2 separate regions of the Homo sapiens genome follow, and region 1 is linked to region 2. The links are chromatin contacts, found by Hi-C or POLR2A ChIA-PET in ENCODE. All regions are on one chromosome and are shown on one strand. Each heading gives the region's core, a stretch centred on a gene start or an enhancer-like site at or near the end of the contact. The rest is flanking DNA. Distances are from core to core; before and after follow the strand shown.

Evidence for each region. A loop is a pair of places that touch in the nucleus more often than their neighbours do. ChIA-PET counts read pairs that join two places held with the same protein, here RNA polymerase II (POLR2A). Pooled maps may share reads with other maps.
Region 1: a map of dorsolateral prefrontal cortex shows a loop between it and region 2 (2.6-fold over the local background). The contact joins the promoter of SLC38A4-AS1 here to the enhancer-like site in region 2. A Hi-C loop is called at or near these places in 12 of 168 maps with a recorded cell type or tissue (B cell, CD4-positive, alpha-beta T cell, CD8-positive, alpha-beta T cell and 9 more), 22 of 37 single-sample maps with no recorded cell type and 25 of 50 pooled maps. POLR2A ChIA-PET finds 5 or more read pairs at or near these places in 4 of 52 experiments (HEK293, MCF 10A, activated naive CD4-positive, alpha-beta T cell and 1 more).

The regions. Positions count from the first base shown.
Region 1 is chr12:46,381,305-46,386,852 of GRCh38, reverse strand. It overlaps SLC38A4-AS1 (SLC38A4 antisense RNA 1), which reads right to left and starts at 3,177. Exons shown (of 4, transcript NR_125380.1): 1 at 3,158-3,177. RefSeq lists enhancers at 111-612, 3,306-3,813 and silencers at 3,172-3,241, 3,392-3,751.
Region 2 is chr12:46,159,011-46,164,977 of GRCh38, reverse strand. No RefSeq gene overlaps it. Among named protein-coding and RNA genes, the nearest start is that of SLC38A1, 110 kb to the left of the region's middle. Within about 2 kb of position 4,282, at least 7 of the 41 ENCODE cell types and tissues checked have a DNase peak (open chromatin) inside an H3K27ac peak, as active enhancers do.

The sequences.
Region 1 (5,548 bases), core at 1,928-4,427, 220 kb before region 2:
GTTTTATATTTAACCTATGGCTGCTTCTCAAGAGTGTTTGTAAATTGAGAACTGTCTGTATTGCATGTGTGATGTCATTAAATATATATTTGGTCTGTCCAAAACTATCTGGCATTTGTCCTTTACCAACATTACTGAGTATTTTAGTTTCTCAATCATGCGAGCTTAAAAAGCACAGCCAAATCTAATGAATGTCAAACTTGTGTAGTGACTCAAGTTGATTTCAGTATGTTTAAACAGAAAAAAAAATAGAACTCACAAAGGATCAACTGGAATGAGTATTCACTTTAAAGGAATGCAAAAAGGAATCCTTTTGAACCATTCATTCTCCTGAATATGTTTAAATGTGCATTAATTTAGGTACAACTGCTAAGGAAAACTGTTTATCATATACGAAATATTTCCTCATTAAAAGTAATGGCAAAAACCGCAATTACTTTTGCACCAACCTAACAGCAGACACTTTGAATATGAGTGTAATGTTCTTTGTATGTAACAATGCTAATGCTAAGCTATCTCAAATATCTTCTTTTACCTGTTTTTTTTCCTTCGGTAACTTATCAGCCCTGTCCAATAACAGTTCCTACAATAATGGAACTATCTGTCAGTGCTGTCCATTTTTGAATGAATTAATAAAATTAATTTTATTTAAGTAGTCACATGTGGCTACTGAGCAATTAAAATGCCCTATTGAAGAACTTAATTGTCAATTTTATTAATTTTAATTCATTCAAATAGCCATGTGGCCAGTGGTTGTGTATTGGACAGAGCAGTTATAAGATCTCCTTCAGCCAAAAAAAAAAAAAAAAAAAAAAAACCTATGATTTTATCATTCTATCATTGTGAGGCCAGAATTAAGGCTGTAGTTATTAAACCTCTGATTATTAATTGGATGCTGAAATACAGTTAGCTAACTGAACACACAATTTTAAAGAGGCTGTTTTTGTTCTTAATAAACATCAAAAAAACTATTATGTGCAAAATAACATGTGGGTAAGTAGGATATACACAGACCAAGATTGAACAGACATTTCCTGACGGGGACATTGCTCTCCCAGTTTCTGCTAAATTCCAATTCAGTACATCCTAACAAGACATGGCTGATCAATTGTGTAAGCTCATGCTTTTAACAAGTATTGCTTAGCTCAATAACTCCCATAGCTCTAGGACAAACAACTGTCCTGAGCCCTGGGGACACGCTGTTGCACTCTGTTGAGCCTGACAGAATGCCTGCTCTTCCAGGCACTTACTCTCCTGGGAAGCACAGCCAGGTGAACAGGCCACGAGAATACACCGTGGTCAGTACCACTACAGGGGCAGACCTTGGGTGCCACACGAACACACAAAAGGAGCTTCTAACCCAGTCTTGGCTGGACAGGGAAGGTTTCAAGTGCAGAAAAGAAGGTTCCAGAAGGAAAAAACCAGTAGTATCTTGCTATCAAATCTATCCATTATTTAGGTTTCTTTGGGAAATTTCCTTTTCATTTGGCATTATGTCATCGTCCTTTCAAGGGTATTCACTTTTTGAATACATTTCAATCGATATATATTTATCGAACCCTGAAGACTAAAAAGCCTCATCGTCATTCTCCTGGAGGATTCACCATTTGCTCGGGGCTAAAGGTGTATGAAGACAAACCTTTCTCCTGAGAAAAAAAATGAGTTCTTAGGTCAAATATTTCAATAATCTACCCTTTAAGAAAAATGTAACACTGCCTTGGAATGCATGATTTCTTCATAAGACTTCCTTTTTACAATTGTGTGTGGCTTTCTACCCAAACTAACTTTAAACATCCCTCCACAATAAAATTCAGGAAGGCCACTTTAATAAAACGAGGGGGAAAATCCCACCAAAATGTAAACTTAATATTTCAACACAATTAAATTTATTAATAAAGAATTTCTATTGCATAGTGAACAAAGCATTGGATTTACCTGACAGTTTGGGGTCAAATTCCAGTTCCTCCTCTTAGAGAAGGAATGGCCTTGGGCGAGTTATCTAACTTCTCCAAGCATCAGTTTCCTCATTTGTAAAAGGTCAATAATGGGGTAAGAATAGCCCCTACCTCAGAGTTGATGAGAGAAATGAATATGCACACATTTACAAAGACCTTAAAGTAGTGCGTACCCTAAGCCTTATATGAAGATTATTATTCTTTCTAATTACAATAATTCTAATTGCAGAAATCTATGCGAAAACAATACACAGTTCTGGCCAAAAGAAGTTAAAACAAATGTGAAAAATAAGCGACATCCAGAAACTTCAGCAGCTCCCTTCTGTCCTATGCCTCAAGGTACCAGAGAGGGAAAAAGACCCCCAGGAGAGGCTGTGAGGAAACCTGAACTGCAAACCCACCACGATGTCTTCCTGGGAAAGGCAAGTTGGTAAAGAAAGATGTGAACTCTATTTCAGGGTAGTATGTTTTTTTCATTTGCTTCCAAGACTTTGATGGAATGACTTGAGAGGAAAAGTTCACAATTACTAGAAAGAACCTAAAAGGACATGAGAGATGAAACCGTTGCAGTATTTTTGAAATAAATGTTTTCCTGCAAGAGCAGAGTCATGGGCGGGGTGTCTGTGTAATATCTACTCAACACAGCCGAAGGGTAAGAGGAAATCTTGGTAAGCCGACTTCCAAGTCTTAATGGGGAACCATACGGAACCAACTGCACGCCAAATCCCACGCTCACCGAAGCTTCAGGGATTTTCTTGTGGGTCTGGGGGTTTAATCTGACAGCTCCTAGAGCCTTCAGGACTTCCCGGGCACAGATAATGGGCCGCGACTGCACCCCCGCGTCCCTCCTTGGGGCGCAGGCTTTCCACAGCTACAGTTCTCCACGTCAGCAGCCACGTACACAAGCGCCGGCAGCTGCCAACAGGGCGTGCCCGCTTCCAACCCTGCACTCTCCCAAGCAGGACATCCCTGCACCGCCCGGCGCGTTCGCGAAAACTCCGCGGGGCCTCGAGGCGTCCCGGGATTAGCCCTGACGCTGTAGGGCTCTCTAGGTTTTCCACGACGCAGGGGAGCGTAACTGGAGCGCACCCGACAGCCTCTCAGCTTGCCCAGGCTCGACTGGATGGGGCTTTGCTGGACCCCCGACCCGACCCCCACACACCCGGGCGGCGGGGCCCAGGTACCTGCCAACGCCTCCGCACCTCATCGTCCCCTCTGCTTCCCCTCCTCCCTCTCCCCGAACCCTTCCCCCCTCCTCCCCGCCTCCTCCCCGCCTCCTCTTCGCCTCCTCCTCCACCTTCTCCTCCCCCCGACCCCTGCTCCCACTCTTGGCTCCAAGTCCGCGCGCGGGCTGGGGAGGCGGTGCCGAATGAATCACCGTCACGTGGGTCGCGGGCGCGCAGAGGCGGGCTGCGCCCGGGCGGCTCTGGCGCTCGGAGCGTTAGTGGAAAATTTCCGGAGATCTACTGGGGCTGCGCGCCGCAGGCCCCGCCCGCCGCCTCCCCGCTCCTTCGTATCCCCACCTCCTTTTCCCCCTCCCTCCTCCTTTTCTCTCTTCCCCCGCCGTTTTCCGGTCGCAGCCGGGCCCCGACATTGCGGAGGTTCCTTTCTCTCCGGGGAGCGGCGCTGCGCACGCCCCGCCCGCTGCAGCGCCCCAGGCTGGCGCCGCCAGACCCCTTTGCCCTGGGGCCGCCAGCCCTCGCTTCCTTCGCGCGGCTCCAAGCCGCCACGCGGCCTTGCCCCCGACCTTGCGTGTAGCCTGCTGGTATCCTGAGAGGCCAGGAGCGGCGTCCTGGCGCCTCCGCCTTCGCCTCTGGGGCGCCGCACCCCCGCCACCTCCGTTCCGCATTGAGTGAGACCCCCCACATCTCCGGGCGGAATGTGAGACAAAGGGAGAAGACGGTGACGATGGGCGTCTTGTCTTCTCATTTAGAATTACTGCACCGCCGTTTAAACAAAGCACATGCAAGGCCAATTGTGTTTTACCCACTCCCACTTAACCACTGAGAAAATAAGCTATTTTCTCTATCCCATAACATTCTCCACTTCGTTTTCCCAACCACGAACAAAATTTATTCCTGAGACAGCAACTTTGAGGATTTCGTTGACCTCATCCATGTAGAAGTGACAAATGGTTACACAACAAAATTGTTTCACTCAAAGGGGGTTGTTGTGTACGTGGTTCACCTCAATAAAACACACATTTAACTGTTTCAGCAACTGTTTAGCCCTGGACTGTCGCCCGGGTTAATGTCGCTGAATGGGGTGGGGGGTTGAAAAGTGGCATTAGCGCCACGTGTCCCAAGACGAAGTGACATGGAACCGGAGGCAGGTGCCTTAATCAGTCACGAAGTGCCAACGATGTCAGTCAAAACAGTTGGGAGTTTTATTGAGTAAAGATCTCAGAACCAAGCCCATATATTAAATGGTTCCCATCTAAGAACCAGAATTGCAGGTGTGTTAATTTTAATAAATCGTTATTTCAGTATCTTAGCCCTGGGCAAAGAAAGATCCGGAAACTGACTGAAGGCCAGGAATGTAGGTTCATCGTGGCCTACGAGTGCTTTGGGTAGCACACCTTCTTTCAGTCACTGTCATTTCTCTTTAGACAAGAAGACCCCTAACAAGTATTAAAATAAAGGTATTTTTTAATGATCCTGTTTTGGAAAATTGTAAGGATCTGAAATTTTTAATTTTTTAAAACAATGGAGCACTTCAATAAAACTTCTATTTTCTTTACTAAGAATATACACAGCTTGTTTTTTAGCTTAATTCTTGATTGTTGCTGTGACCTTACCACATTCTGAATAACCTTAAGCATGTATATGAGAATCGTATCTGTGATTTTGCTTTCACATTTCACTTTCCAAGACACTTATTGGTAATTAGCAGGTGTCAGTTTACCTAGCCAAAGAACCATTGTCTATAAATCCTTCATCTCTCTGCCATTGTTTTCTTTCACATTCATTGGCATATACTACACCTAGCAAAATAGACCATTCCAGGGTCAAATGAAAAGGCCAACAGGTAAGTATCACAAGAAGGTCATTAGTCAAGCCGTTATTTCCCCTCTTTTATTTGGGAAGGAGATGGGAGAAACAGAGTTCTGATACTAGGTCCCTGGAAAGTTCTTCAGTCTTGACAGAATTGGGTATGTTTGTACTAAAGTATCTGTAAAACTAAATTTTTTTAAATTTTTTGTTGTTGTTTTGAGACGGAGTGTTGCTCTTGTCGCCCAGGCTGCGGTGCAATGACGCGATCTTGGCTCACTGCAACCTCCGCCTCCCAGGTTCAAGCAATTCTCCTGCCTTGGCCTCCCAAATAGCTGCGATTACAGGCGCCTGCCAGCACACCCAGCTAATTTTTGTATTTTTACTAGAGACGGGGTTTCACCATGTTGGCCAGGCTGGTCTCAAACTCCTGACCTCAGGTGATCCGCCTGCCTCGACCTCCCAAAGTGCTGGGATTACAGACATGAGCCATCGCGCCCAGCCATATTTCTAAATTTTTTTAAGACTGAGTTTCTGTGGGCCCCTTAATTTTCTTTTTCTTGCTGAAAAATGAGGTATGCATTTACAAAATACTGATGCTTG
Region 2 (5,967 bases), core at 3,033-5,532:
GAATGGAAGGTAAATTAAATATTATTAAATCCTGCTGGTATGGAGGAGGAATCTAAGTATGCTTGTATCCTGCTTATCTCAGACAAAATGGGATCAAGGACCAGGTCAGAACTCATATAGAGAGTCTACCTGGATAGGTCTGGATAGGAGAGTCTAGCCAAGGTAGAGGCAGTTTTAGGGAAAGGGAAAAAAGACCAGCAGATCCTCCCAATCTTGCAGCAGTGTAAGGCTCAGCTGAGAAGATCCTTGTCCATGCTGGTTGGAATTTGGAGAGTTCTGCAAGGTCCAAATGCGGAGAAAGTAATAGGTAATAAGGTACTAGGGTTTATTCACTGACATAACTAGAGAAAGCTTTTGCTAATGATAAGATATGCATCCCAGCATGTATTTGCCTAAGATATTCAGGAATACAGAAATCAGAGGGGTGTGTGTGTGTGCGTGTGCACATGTGTGTGTATAGAGTGTTTTTGCTCCCACCTTTTCCTGAATGTAGTTTATACAATCCAGAAGGAATGAGACAATGTGCAAGCCCCAGACCAAAGATGAGTTCCAGAGATTCTCTGTTCAGGCTTGTCTGCCCAACCCTTTATCAAGTTTCACTCCCTGAGGAAATCCAACCAGTTACACCAGCATCTACAGATGTTAATCTGTACTAGTATAGCTCAGTGCCTTTCAAAACATGGCCCGTGGATCACCTGGATCAGAATAGTTGGGTGTCTCTGACAAAAATGTAAATTCCTGAATCCCCCTCAAACCTATTAAATCATAGGATAGGGCCAGGAATCTGCATACTCAAGAAGTTCCCTAGATAATTCTGGCACATATAAAAGGTTGAGAACCACTGCTAGAGATGAAGAGATGTGCTTTGCCCTACTTTCATTGGTCTATACTATTTCATCTTTTATTCTAAGTCTCATCCTTTTTTTGTTTCGCATTTTAAAAGGAAGACTTTGTTCTGAAAATAATCCATCTTTGGGATTAATTGGGAAATTACAGATAAAGTTTACTTGATTCGATGATTCCTGTGACTCATTTCCTCTCCTTCATGTACTTTTAGGTGGGTGATAAGAAGCGCCAATCCATATCCTAACCAGGCACACAAATTCCCCTTTTTCTCCCAGTTAGGGTTTTGTTGAACTTTTTTTTTTTATACTTTAAGTTCTAGGGTACATGTGCACAACGTGCAGGTTTGTTATATATGTATACATGTCCCATGTTGGTGTGCTGCACCCATTAACTTGTAATTTACATTAGGTATATCTCCTAATGCTTTCCTTCCACCCTTCCCCCACCCCACAACAGGCCCCAGTGTGTGATGTTCCCCTTCCTGTGTCCAAGTGTTCTCATTGTCCAATTCCCACCTATGAGTGAAAACATGCAGTGTTTGGTTTTTTTGTTCTTGCAATAGTTTGCTGAGAATGATGGTTTCCAGCTTCATCCAGGCAACCTACAGAATAGGAGAAAATTTTTGCAATCTACTCATCTGACAAAGGGCTAATATCCATAATCTACAAAGAACACAATCAAATTTACAAGAAAAAAACAAACAACCCCATCAACAAGTGGGCAAAGGATATGAACAGACACTTCTCAAAAGAAGACATTTATGCAGCCAGCAGACACATGAAAAAATGCTCATCATCACTGGCCATCAGAGAAATGCAAATCAAAACCGCAATGAGATACCATCTCACACCAGTTAGAATGGCAATCATTAAAAAGTCAGGAGACAGCAGATGCTGGAGAGGATGTGGAGAAATAGGAACACTTTTACACTTTTACACTGTTGGTGGGACTGTAAACTAGTTCAACCATTGTGGAAGACAGTGTGGCGATTCCTCAAGGATCTAGAACTAGAAATACCATTTGACCCAGCCAACCCATTACTGGGTATATAACCAAAGGATTATAAAGCATGCTGCTATAAAGGCACATGCACACGTATGTTTACTGTGGCACTATTCACAATAGCAAAGACTTGGAACCAACCCAAATGTCCAACAATGATAGACTGGATTAAGAAAATGTGGCACATATACACCATGGAATACTATGCAGCCATAAAAAAGGATGAGTTCATGTCCTTTGTAGGGACATGGATGAAGCTTTTAAACTGCCTTGTCTTCAGCTCTAGATCAACAATTCCTTCTAAGTTAAGGACTGTTTTCCAGAGAAAGTGAAAGTTTCATGCCAAATACAGGAACTGAGCAGAATTTGAGGCTAAAACATCCTCTCTCAATATCAATTAACCCCAGGCCGAATTGCAGTAGACAGACTATCATCTGTAGCATCATCCATGATTTAGAACAATGCAATCATGAACTGCAATCTGTAAGTATGCTTTCCTCGCCGAGCAACCCACTGTCTGGTACCAAACAGGTAGAAAGTCATATCTAAGGGGTTCCCCAGTTATCATAATTTGATTTCAGCAAATAATCAGATGATCTTAAGATCTTCTAGATTATTTCTTAAAGGGAAACTCAATAGAGGAAATTTAGCTAACAGAATACCTATCTTTCCAACGTCTCTCTAAAACAAAATGATTTGGCTTTTATTAAAGGAGACTTCAAAGCAAACTCTTTTTGCCCAGTTCACCTTCATTATCATCGAAGCTAAAGAGAATTCAGCAGATATTAGGATAATTCCAAAAGACTGTTTTTTGCTCTTGGGTTATCTTGCTTTCCAAATGATACCCCAAATCCCCAACAATCAAGTAGAATTCCAGAACCATTTAAAAGCATAGGAAATTTCAACACACCCTGTCTCTTCAGAACCCAGTTGCTTTCAGAAAGAAGAATTCTCTTTATCAGTATTTTAGAAGGACATATCAAAATGCTTGTCATTTTGAAATTTCTATTAATTTTGTATTACTTCGTACTTTTCAGTTCTCAAAATAATACTGTGAAAGTGACTATTTTTTTTTTTCAATTTTCCCAACTTTGTTGGGGGTGGGGAAGCATACGATGTAAATTTATTAAATCTAGGCTAGAACCTCATAACACCGTTTACTAGAGACAAATTTGGTAAGGAGGGTCCAACTTCTATGGTAAGTGGGTTAACTGATGAAGGAGCCTGTCCTCATGGGGCAGTTTCAGCTATAACCAGTGCTACAACACTGCCCACAAGCAAAGCCTTATATCAGACCACCACACAAAATGGAAATAAGGTAGGAAACAGGCCTTACATCCTGCCCAAAAAGGCATCCAGCATAACCTGCCTTGCAGTGAACTGGCTTGGGTTCTTGTACTCCTTTGGAGAGTAGTCCTTAGGTAGGTAGGGTAGGAAGCAGAGCTCCATTCTTGGGGTGGAGGACCAGCCTGAACAAAACAGTATGTCAGAACCTCCCTCCACTAGACGAGGCTTCAGGAAGCGGGCTGTCTTTTACAGAGATTTGGTGTCCTAGGCAGGTAGAGATATCCCCAGTCAGCTCTATGAGCACTAGTCCCATGTCTGATGGGAAGCAAAGCTAGACTCTGGAGTCTGTGTGTGTGTGTCTGTGTGTGTCTCTCTCTGTGTGTTAATGCCTGTTCTTCTGTTCCACAATTCCCCCACAAGGCCCAAGGACAAATGTATTGTCTAGGAGAATTTGCAAGGAGGTAGGAACATGGCTCTGGACTCAGACTGACCTTGGTTGGAATCCTGCCTCTGCTACTTAAAAGCTAAGTGACATTGGGCAGGTTTCCTTAATCTCCTTCAGTCTCAGTGTCCGCAACCAGAAAGTGGGAATAATAATAGTCATCCCATAGAATGGTTGTAAGGAATAATTAGACTGGATAGCATATTGTAAATTTTCTAGCACAGTATCTGTCACATAGTAAGCCCACAATAAGCGCCCCTATTAACATTAAGATGATCTTATCTGTGCCATTTTCCATGCTTCCTTTGAATTCATGGAACAAAGTAGTGAAAAACTCTGCTCAGCAAGTACAAAATCATTGTTTAGACCAGATCTGAGGCCAGCATAAAAGCCAAAAGAATGTTGTAGTTAGAGAGTCCAAATGCAACCCTAGCTCTTCTGAATTCCCTAAGGGGCTGCTCAAGGTAAAGCTGTCACAGAGAGTTTGTGATTAAACCATTGGATAAAAGCCAGACACATTGCATGCTTGAAAAAGGAGTTATTTTCACAAGGGTAATTGCCAGAGACTGATGCAGTCAAGAGTCAAAACAGGGTAGATTCTCATCAGAAATGTGTGCCCACAGAAAAGACTCTTGGCAGAGGACACGCAGCATTAGGCTGTGACATCAGACTTTTGGGCCACTGAGTTGCATAAGCAGGCCCAGTAGAGCGAAAACTCACCAGTAAGAATTAACGCTGGTGGAAGTTTAAGAATGCCAGGCCCCAAGAAGCGTGCAAAATCACATTGCTACGGAACAGCTGGTTCCTTCAGTGCCTGAGATCTTTGCCAGATTCCATCTTTTTCCATAATAATATATTACCTCTATTAACTTACAGAATCCAGGGCAAGATTATATGAAAACTACTAGATGCTGTGCAAATGGCCCCTTATCTGTAACTAGAAATTATGTATGTTGTAATCAGTTTGCTATAACTAAAACTGCGAGCCCCAACATGAAGAATCTTGTTCTTCATGGCATAAGACGCTTGAGCAGCTTTATTTTATTTTATTTTTTAACTGTCTTTGGCAGCCGTCCAATAATACTCGGTGAGAAGCAGTCCCTTGCACTCCAGCCACTCCCTTGCTGCTCCATTTAGCCCCTTAATAAAGCTTGTTGAGCAATTAAGTCAGGAACATTGAAACCTTACTCACCTTCAGTCAACCTTTCCTTAATTGGGCAATCAATTTACATGCTTCCAGTCCTGACAAAAGAGAAATGCAGTTTTGGCTTTCCAGGAGCGAGCTATTAAGATTGTAGCCATTTATCTGAGTACTGGCTTCTTAGTTACACACATGTAATACAAAAGAAAGATCTACGTGCTTGTTTTCATACTTCATCTTTCTTGATTTTTTTTAGCAAGTGGAAGTTTAAAATCATTGGCTCAAAACATAAAAACACTATTGATATTTCCATAGTATCTTTTTACAATTCTCAGGGTCACTTAGATTTGTGACTGAAAAAAAAAAAAAACATAGCCCTCAAAATGGCTATTTGAATGATTATAATTTCACAAATACATCTTTTATTTGAAAGAATAGTGAACTGAAGTAAGGCATCATTGGTGACTTGTTCCAAACAATTGGTTACACAAGTGTATTTAAAAAGGAAAGCTTTTGTTCACTTTCATATTTTCACTTAGAAGGTTCTTCTTAAATATCTGAAGTGAATTTGCAGGTTGAAAAGTTACAGCCTCATTCATAGATTGGGAACAGTAGTTCTCAAACATCTGTGTGTGTCCAGTGCTGTCCCAGGATCTAGTTTTCACTGGCCAGGAAAAAAATGAGAAAATCGAGCACATTGAAGTGAGGTTTTTTTTTTTTCTTTCATATATTTGAAAGTATTCCATTTAAAGGGCTGACCTTTTCCTAAGATTTTTTGGCTTCTCTCTATCTCCATACTTCTTTTATTTTTAATTGTACTTGTCCATGAAATCTAAATGTCGGGAACCACTGCTGGTATGTCTAGAAATATAAGAGCTTGTCCTCTGAGAATTGGCTGAGCTCACTAAATTCACATTGTGCAGGCCACAGAAAAACTGTCAGCTTTAGGTCAATAACAATTTGGCTCAACTAGCTGAAAATAGCCCCAAATGGTGTCCAGTCTCCTACCCTCTTCCTTGTCTAATTAAATCCACTTCCTCCCCAAATCCTGATCGTCATGAACTGCCTCCATTTTAAAATACAGGAAACGTTGGACCAAACTCATTTATTTGAACCCAAGAAGAGTGAGTAGTAATTGCTGGGTAACCTGTGCTGAATCCAAAGTGATAGAATAATCTCTGAAGAATGAAAATGGAAGGAAATAAATATTCTCACCTCTCTAAAAAACAATAATGTTCACCCACATAAA